3 separate regions of the Homo sapiens genome follow, and regions 2 and 3 are each linked to region 1. The links are chromatin contacts, found by Hi-C or POLR2A ChIA-PET in ENCODE. All regions are on one chromosome and are shown on one strand. The core of a region is the stretch at or near the end of the contact, and the rest is flanking DNA. Distances in the headings are between cores, read along the strand shown. Region 1 overlaps VTI1A (vesicle transport through interaction with t-SNAREs 1A). Region 2 has its middle 170 kb from the start of HABP2. Region 3 overlaps HABP2 (hyaluronan binding protein 2).

Region 1 (2,800 bases), core at 4-2,503:
GCCTTGTCATATGGCAGTCACATATAATGTTCTCTTTTCTTCTCCTGTATGTAAAACACATTGTGTCAAAGTTCAGATCTAATTGGCATAGGGGCAAATGCACTGTATTCAAGAAAACCATTTGTTTAGCATCTACAATAGTATTTAAAGAGCACATAAGTAAACAGATTCAGAAGGGATATAGATTTATGTATCCTTTTTCATTAATTCCCCTCCTCTCCGTAGTATTATTATGGTAGTATTTTGGGTGGTTTTGCTACTAGTCTGGACATTCTAGCATCCTGCAAGTCATTGTAATTAAGGCAGAACTTTGACATCAGAATAGATAACAGAAATTAACAGTCAGAATTTATGGTACATATTTTCTCCTTGCCTTCTTGTGAACTCTGGAAGTCAAGCCATTTTTCAGGGCACTACTGAGAAATACTTCAGAGGAGGAATGAGTAAGAGCACAACGAAAAGGATCAAGCATGCCAAGATGACTTTTGTATCACAAAGTAATATATTGTGGGTTCACTTCTGGAGAGAAGATGAGCTGACTACTGGGCATCGCTCGCCTGTCAGGTATGCTTCCAACATACAGGCATGCGCCATTGGAAGCAGCAGCTTCCTCCACAGCTGACTTGCTTGCCTTAGTTTTCTGACCCAATTCAAATTGTGACCGACAACAAACTAAGCTTCTCAGATCAGACATTGACTGCGTCTTATGGACCAGCTACTGTACTAGACTCTTGATAAGCATTTCCTCCTTTAATCTTTGCACCAACCCGTGGAGTATAGATAGAATTATTGTCCCCATTCAACAGAGAAGGAAATGTAGGCGCAGGAGGTTCCATAGCCTCCTTACATGCAGTGAGTTGGGATAGCATATTCACATTCTCTCTATGGAGAGAGATAGTGAGGGGCAGGTACCAAAATAGTACATTTAAATCTGTAGTCTTTTGAAGTAAAATAACCATGATGTATTTAGAATGTTATTTGACAGGCTTTTGAAAACAGAATTGTGAAAATTAGTCAGAAGACTCTGGAATCTTAACATGGAGTAGTATCTGCATTTTGTTGCAGAAGTCATTTTAATAACAAGGATTACACAAACTAGCTTCTTTAATTGAGGGTGGATCAACTTATGTAGAATATATAATGCTACTGGGAACCATCCCAGTTTTAATAAAGGGCCACACAGAAGAAAATGTATGCTACAAAATGTCGATTCACATCTCCTAACTTGTGTAAACAGTGTCGCAGACAGTACGAGACATGAATGGGCGAGGTGCACCACTGTTATGAATCACTCCAGCAGGGCTTTGGCCATCAGCCTGATGAAACAGGCATGCCACTTAGGATGCCAACTGAATAGATTCAGTTGTGTGATATTTAAAACATGATTTTGTACTTTTTGCTGCTCAGAACAGCTATTACAGCTTGTTACTTTTTTTTTGCACCAGTTTTGACATCTGAACATTCTTAACTGAAAAAGAATGTCATTTTCATGAAAGAACTTTCTGTACAATAAAGTTAGCATTTAGAGTCATCCTAACATATGCAATGATTTGCCAAGCTTGAATATTCTTATAGGCATAAGTTTCCTTTTCTACTTCCCAGAAATCATTCCAAAGTTTGCAGAGAAGGCACAGGGAAAGATATGGGAGTTTATTTCTGGCATCAAGTGGTACAGAGAAACAACAAAAGATTGTGGATTTCTTTTTTTTTTTTTTTTTTTTGGTTGTGTCACATACACCCTCGCCGCCTCTTTGCACCATGTCGGTAACTTTGGAAAGAATTAGCATATTGACATAGAGTACATAAACAGTATTCCAAAACTGTAATATAGCATTCTAGCATAAAAAGTGTTGGGTGTTTCGGACAGACAGAAGCTGAATCAGAAATCAACATTATCTAGCCTTAAAGATTGCAGTTACTTCTGATAAAACCACTTGGGCTTCCTCAGAGGTCAAGGATGTGCCTGCAAACCCATGTGCTCATCAGACTGTTGGAGTCAAGTCCTCTGTTTGTATACAGTGTATAAATGGTAATATGGGTAAACACTGCCCTCTCAAACCACATAATTACGTCGATTGCTGAAAAAACCCAGAAATGTACCAAAATATCACAGGGAAGCTATTTCTAACACGACTTTGCTCTTTATGGCTAAGTGGCATAAAGAGTGGCTTTTTTTTTTTCCTTCTAAATTATGTGTTCTTGTTTCAAGCATTGAGATGATGCAAAACAGATTTTTGTGGCAACATTCTTTTTCGCAGCCAAAAAAGCATTCAAGGAAGCTCTGTACTCCTCCTTGGTTGCTATTTATTCTGGACCTTTTGTATTATCCGTGTAAACTCATTTCATTTTAAAATAAGAACTAACCTTCTTTGGGTTGTTTTTCAGCACTGCTAATAGTGCCAATAAAATAGCTAATTATGGTGCGAAGTGGGCGTTTTTAAATGATTCGTTAAAACTGAGAAGGAATAAGTGAACATTACAGGTGCAAAAGAGAACCTTTTTCCTTAGTTTTCCTGCAATCCTCTGTATAAAGCCTATTTTCAACAGAGACCCACTAGTTTTTCAACTGGATAAAATAAAGGATAATTTTGACATTGCATGTGACCTGTAATCTCAAAAGCAAGTAATACTTTCTCAGTCTTCCTTATCTCTTTTTGTCCTCTCTTCATCCTTTCCTCTTCTTTCTTTGTTCCTGCTGCCTCTCTGTGTACCCCGCTGCCTCCTCTAGCCGATCTCCTTAGAAACAATTGTGGTTAACAAAGTCGGAAGTCAAAACAGTTACTCTCATAGCCATGGTAAA
Region 2 (2,700 bases), core at 152-2,651, 800 kb after region 1:
TACATTAGTTTCACCTGGGGAAGATTTCTGGGTCTCACTGCTGGAAGTACCTGGGAATGTATTTCTTAAAGTTCCCTAGTTTGTGGTGTTCTCAGCCAGTTTGGAGAACCCTTTTTGTTGCAGCGAGTAATCACAAGGAAATTTCTAGTTGATTATGGAGACAATAGCATATCCCACTAGATACCAGGTGCTGTGTCTGGTGCTTTCCAAGTATAGATTCCTGAAAGCTTAACAGCCCATTGAAGTATGTAGACAGTATCATCCTAGTTTTAGCATATGAAGAAACTGAGGCACAGAGAGGTTGAGTAACTGGAAGTAACAGAGCTGATGGAGTTCAACTTCTCTGACTCCAGTGCTCATGCCCTGAAGCCACCCACGCTGCCTCCATACTGGCGGATTATGAGATAATGCATTGCCTGGTCAATAACTCTCCTATTCACTGGGGTGGTTGCATTGTGAAATACACCCCATGTCTTGGGATCCCTCGAAATCTTTGGTCATTAAGGGGTTTGAATTTCTCTGTTCAAAGATTTGCCTGACTGCAGGCCTTAAGGTACAATGTGAACAGAAAAGGTGAGAGCACTTGGGGGAAGGATCATGATCACAGAGTCAACCTCCTCTGACAGGTGAGCCAAGGAGACCACCCACAAATCCCTTTGCAGGGATCACTTTACTATTTTGCTATTTCGGTTGCTGTTAACTGACAATCAAGCAAAGGCTGCTCAGCCAATGCTTCGAACTGGCTGGGAGATAGTCAAATAGTCATTTTAAGCACGTTATTCTAGACCTCTCAGAGTCCCAAGAAACCTATCCTGATGCCATAAGAAAATATGTAGTCCTGTATACTTTGTCCCTCCCCTCCTCGTAGTGATAAATACACAACCTGCAGCAGTGAAAGTTGGAATGCTTCCCTCCACGTGGAGCTGCATCAGCTGCAGGTGGGGCTGGTGCCTGATCCCAAGCTGGCTTGTGTTAGCCTGTGGCCATGTCCTCGCCCATGACTATGAACCGTAGGGGAGTGGGGGGCTGGATCAGTCATTGGTCTTCAGTTCACCCCCTTTTCATTTTAACGTCTGTCTCAGACCATTTGAACACATGTTTAGGAAAAATTGCCTCTCCCTTTCCAAACTGATCCTGATGGATACTGATGTTTTTATGATTATTAATAAAATCTTCAAGACAGAATTTTATGGGCACACAGAGACTCTAAAAAGTCATTCTTTGACTTGAAAAATTGTATATGGTAAGGATGCTGGAGGAAATTTTTAATAAGAATGTTCAAGTGGAAAGTCAGGGTGCAAAAGACAGAATTGTAAGAATCTGCTGCGGTTCCTTTCACCATTGAATTTGCTTCCTGCAAAGGCCTTCACGGTATGTGTTTCCTCAAGATAGCACACCCCCAGGAAGTGTCTTCGATGTGAGTAATGGTTTCAGTTTCGGTGGGCAGCCAGAAGTCTCTTTGGGAAAATATGTCGTTAAATATTCTTTGGTTTGTTTTTTATGATCGGCTTTGCTTTCTGCCCCCTTCCTCTGTCCTTCCCTCCCTTACTTCAATTCTGTCAACATCCTCTTTGAAGTTTCATGGATCTGTTCACCGAAATTGGGTAAAATCAAAGAGACTTAAAAAGAAACCCCAATTCCTTTTTAACCTCCAAGTGAGAATGGGTTGAAAAATGAGACACACTCGAGGGGCATGATGAGTTAAACACTGATGTGTCTCATCCTCAGAGAACAGGAAGGGCAGATCACCCGACATCTGGTTAGAAGTCAGCTTCATAATTCATGCAGATATTGTGAAGAAAATTCCTCAGTGAAGCCTGGAAAAATTTAGCTTTGCTCAATGCAAGGGAATAAATCAGCATTGTTTCCGCGTGCAGCCCTTGTTTTAGAAAGCAAGGGTAGCTGTAAGCAATACTGAGTCCCACCTGTGAATGTCCTCTTTCTCTGCCACCCCTACCTCCTCCACCTTCTCCTTTCCTCCTAGTTTTGGGAGTCCTGTAAAATCCTGTATTTACACTGGGATACTGGAAAACTTGGTCATTACCAGCACATAATGACAGGTTGGTTAATTAATGGTGTGCATTCAAAAATGGGAGTAGGACAAACAAGACAGCTAATTTTGATAATGAACAGATTCGAAGCAACCAGATGACAGTGTTCTCTGTATATAGTTCCACACCAGCCATGTTTTTGTTTGGATTCTGTGTTAATTTTAGAAACTGTAAAACACAACATGCCAAATTGGTTGATTGAAATAGTGCTACTTCCCAGAGGCTAACAATCTGTTGTCTCTTGCAAGAGGCAAGAGGTTGCAGCATAAGTGCTTACTTGGTTATAGGCAAGAGCCTCCACGCAAACCGGGGAATTGAGACAGTTGTCCAGGAAATTCAGTGCCTCAGTTAACTGGCTGCTTTGAGTATTTTGATTCTGCTTGATGCCTGTCTGCGTATTCCTTCATTCATTTGTTTATGCTGCCATTCATTACATATTGGTTCAACTCTCTTTGCCAGTATAGACCCAGATTATATTTTGATCGGGAACATTGTCTTTTTAGTCAAAGTTACAAAGAGTATTTTCCCTAAAGACCAGTCAAGGAAGCTGGCCATTTCAAGTAATCTACAAATATTTATTCCTGAAGGAATACTAACTTTTTAGGGACCTTTTAAACCCAACAAAATCTAGTTGCTGGGTTTAAAATGA
Region 3 (2,700 bases), core at 123-2,622, 980 kb after region 1:
GAAACTAGGAATGGATGTGGTGGGAGAAGTGGGCAGTGGCTTACGTGCCTTTTGATCTGAGTGAAGATGTTTGTTAAGATGTGTTTACCGCAGTAGGCTGGCCAAGGCTCAATCTGACTTTTGTACTTTCTCCAGCTGTCACTGGGGCCAAGTAGGCCCTCTCTGTGGCCTGCCAGGCCTAGGCCAGATTGGATAAGCTTTTTTTTTTTTTTTTTTTTTAAGACAGAGTCTCATTCTTTCACCCAAGCTGGAGTGCAGTGGCACGATCTCTGCTCACTGCAGCCTCCACTTCTCAGGTTCAAGCGATTCTTGTGCCTCAGCCACCCGAGTAGCTGGGACTACAGGCTCCTGCCCTCACGCCTGGCTAATTTTTGTATTTTTAGTAGAGATGGGGTTTTGCCATGTTGGCCAAGCTGGTCTCCAACTCCTGGCCTCAAGTGATCTGCCCACCTCGGCCTCCCAAAGTGTTGGGATTACAGGCGTAAGCCACTGCGCCCGGCCCACAGATAAGCCTTTTTATAAAGCATTCCAAGAACAGTGCCCCTGATTTTGAACCTAGCTCAACACCTGCCTCTCAAGGTTAATGAGCTTTTCTGTTTCTTTCTCCTCCATCCTTGCTTTATTACTGTGTACACGTGGCAGCTTCCTGGTCCCTCACAATGGTGACTAAGAGCAAGGACTCTGATGTGAGACTGACAGTCTCCTGTTCTGGCTCCAGCATTTCCTAGTTAAGTTATTTTAGACAACTTAATATCTGAAAACCTCAGTTTTGTCACCTCTAAATTGGATATAATCATAATACCTAAATTATGAAGTATTGTGTGCAACAAACAAGACAAAATGTCCGTAAAATATTTAACACAGTTGATGGCACATTGTCAGCTCTAAAGGAATGTGAACTGAGATAACAGTTTTCTCCCTAGTTATCTCTTCCTCCTACTCTTCCATCGATCTTTCTCTTTGAATGTGCAAGTCTCAGGAGTAAGGGTTCTTCTATCATTTTCTTGTCTCTGGGAGAAGAGATAATGGAATGATGGAATGAAAGGAGGCAAATACTGTGTCCACCCTTCCCACCTACCATCATCCAGGTTAGTTTCAGGGATCCGGATATAGGCATAAGTAATTGACTATCAGCCTGGACTTTCCCATACGGTCCCTAAATATCCAGCCAGGTGTTCGGACTACCAGTTTCCACATTGCACCACGGCCCCTCTCTGTGGGTGGACACTGTGAGTCACAAAATGAGTGACTTGCTTCAGATTCCGGCGACCCCCTGACAGGCAGCCCAAGCTGCACATCGGCTTCAGGCTCCCCGAGAGCCCAGCCCAGGAAGTCTCGGCTTTCTTTTTGTTTGGTTTCCCTCCGAGCGCCAGCTCCTAGGAAGGGCACGTCTGCCACCTGCTGGCTGTAGGCAGCATGGCACCCGGCTGTCCCTCAGGCTCCAGCTGGAGCCAGGATGCGCAATGCTGGCCCAGGTGCAGGTCCTGGAGGGCCCTTCCTTGCTGGACCCCGAGGAAGGATGTCCCTCAAAGTCTTCTGCCCACTTCTTAGGACATGGCCCACCCTGTTCGGCTCAAAGAGAAGAATTCGTAGGGAATCTCCAAAGGACTGGGTGGAGACAGGTCTAGACAGACAGGCCCTGCCCTGAGAAAGGCAAGGCAGGGAGCAAAGACCAGGACCAAGGCCCAGATGACTGGGGGTGATGAGGGCGAGATTGAAGAAGGGGTAACCTTTGTCCTTGAAGTCTTAGTGTATTAGTCCATTCTCATGCTGCTAATAAAGACATACCCAAGACTGGGTAATTTATAAAGAAAAAGAGGTTTAATAGACTCACAGTTCCACATGGCTGGGGAGGCCTCACAATCATGGCAGAAGGTGAAAGACACGTCTTACATGGTGGCAGGCAAAACAGTGTATGCAGGGGAACTGCGCATTATAAAACCATCAGATCTCCTGAGACTTAATCACTATCATGAGAACAGCACAGGAAAAACACACCCCCATGATTCAATTACCTCCCACATGGTCCCTCCTATGACACATGGGAATTATGGGAGCTACAATTCAAGATGAGATTTGGGTAGGGACACAGCCAAACCATATTAGGGTCCCCTCATGGCACCTCTCTGGCACTCAACCCCAGAGGTACCCATTTCTGGCAATCCTTCACCCTAAGCCCAGGAGCACCCCTAAGGCCTAAGCTGCCCTTCCTCTGCCAGGCCTCCCCACTGCCAACCCCCACCCTCAGCCCCAAACAGAACACCTGTCCCATCTCACTGCCTGCAGAAACAGGGTGTGGGGGAGGTGGTTAGCCAGGAAGTCATTAGACAGAGGCACAGTCCCCGATAACAAATGACCTCTCTTCCTTTTTTTGCATTCCTTTCCCCTCACCAACATGTTATTTTGTAATTTTTTAAACCTACAGAAAAGTGGGAAGAATAATGCAATGAATATTCTTCATCCAGATAGATGCCACAATTGTTAACATGTCGTTATGGTTGCTGTGTCTCTCATTCTCCTGTGTGTATAGTTGTTTTGTTTGTTTGTTTGCTGAATCATTTGCAAGTAAATTGTAGACATCACTCTACCTCACCACGCATCTCTCTCTTTTGTTTTTTTCTTAGATGGAGTCTCGCTCTGTAGCCCAGGCTGGAGTGCAGTGGCACAATCTTGGCTCGCTGCAAGCTCTGCCTCCTGGGC

Evidence for each region. Hi-C counts contacts between places; a loop is a spot of excess contacts on that map. ChIA-PET counts read pairs that join two places held with the same protein, here RNA polymerase II (POLR2A).
Region 2: a map of chondrocyte shows a loop between it and region 1 (3-fold over the local background). The contact joins two enhancer-like sites. A Hi-C loop is called at or near these places in 6 of 168 maps with a recorded cell type or tissue (OCI-LY7, PC-9, aorta and 3 more) and 1 of 37 single-sample maps with no recorded cell type.
Region 3: POLR2A ChIA-PET joins it to region 1 with 10 read pairs in activated T-cell. The contact joins two enhancer-like sites. POLR2A ChIA-PET finds 5 or more read pairs at or near these places in 2 of 52 experiments (MCF 10A and activated T-cell).

The regions. Positions count from the first base shown.
Region 1 is chr10:112,583,963-112,586,762 of GRCh38, forward strand. The region is part of intron 5 of VTI1A (vesicle transport through interaction with t-SNAREs 1A); the gene reads left to right. Among named protein-coding and RNA genes, the nearest start is that of MIR4295, 49 kb to the right of the region's middle. Within about 2 kb of position 1,254, at least 2 of the 41 ENCODE cell types and tissues checked have a DNase peak (open chromatin) inside an H3K27ac peak, as active enhancers do.
Region 2 is chr10:113,380,655-113,383,354 of GRCh38, forward strand. No RefSeq gene overlaps it. Among named protein-coding and RNA genes, the nearest start is that of HABP2, 170 kb to the right of the region's middle. RefSeq lists an enhancer at 799-1,998. Within about 2 kb of position 1,402, at least 9 of the 41 ENCODE cell types and tissues checked have a DNase peak (open chromatin) inside an H3K27ac peak, as active enhancers do.
Region 3 is chr10:113,562,244-113,564,943 of GRCh38, forward strand. All of the region lies in intron 1 of HABP2 (hyaluronan binding protein 2), which reads left to right. Among named protein-coding and RNA genes, the nearest start is that of HABP2, 11 kb to the left of the region's middle. Within about 2 kb of position 1,373, at least 4 of the 41 ENCODE cell types and tissues checked have a DNase peak (open chromatin) inside an H3K27ac peak, as active enhancers do.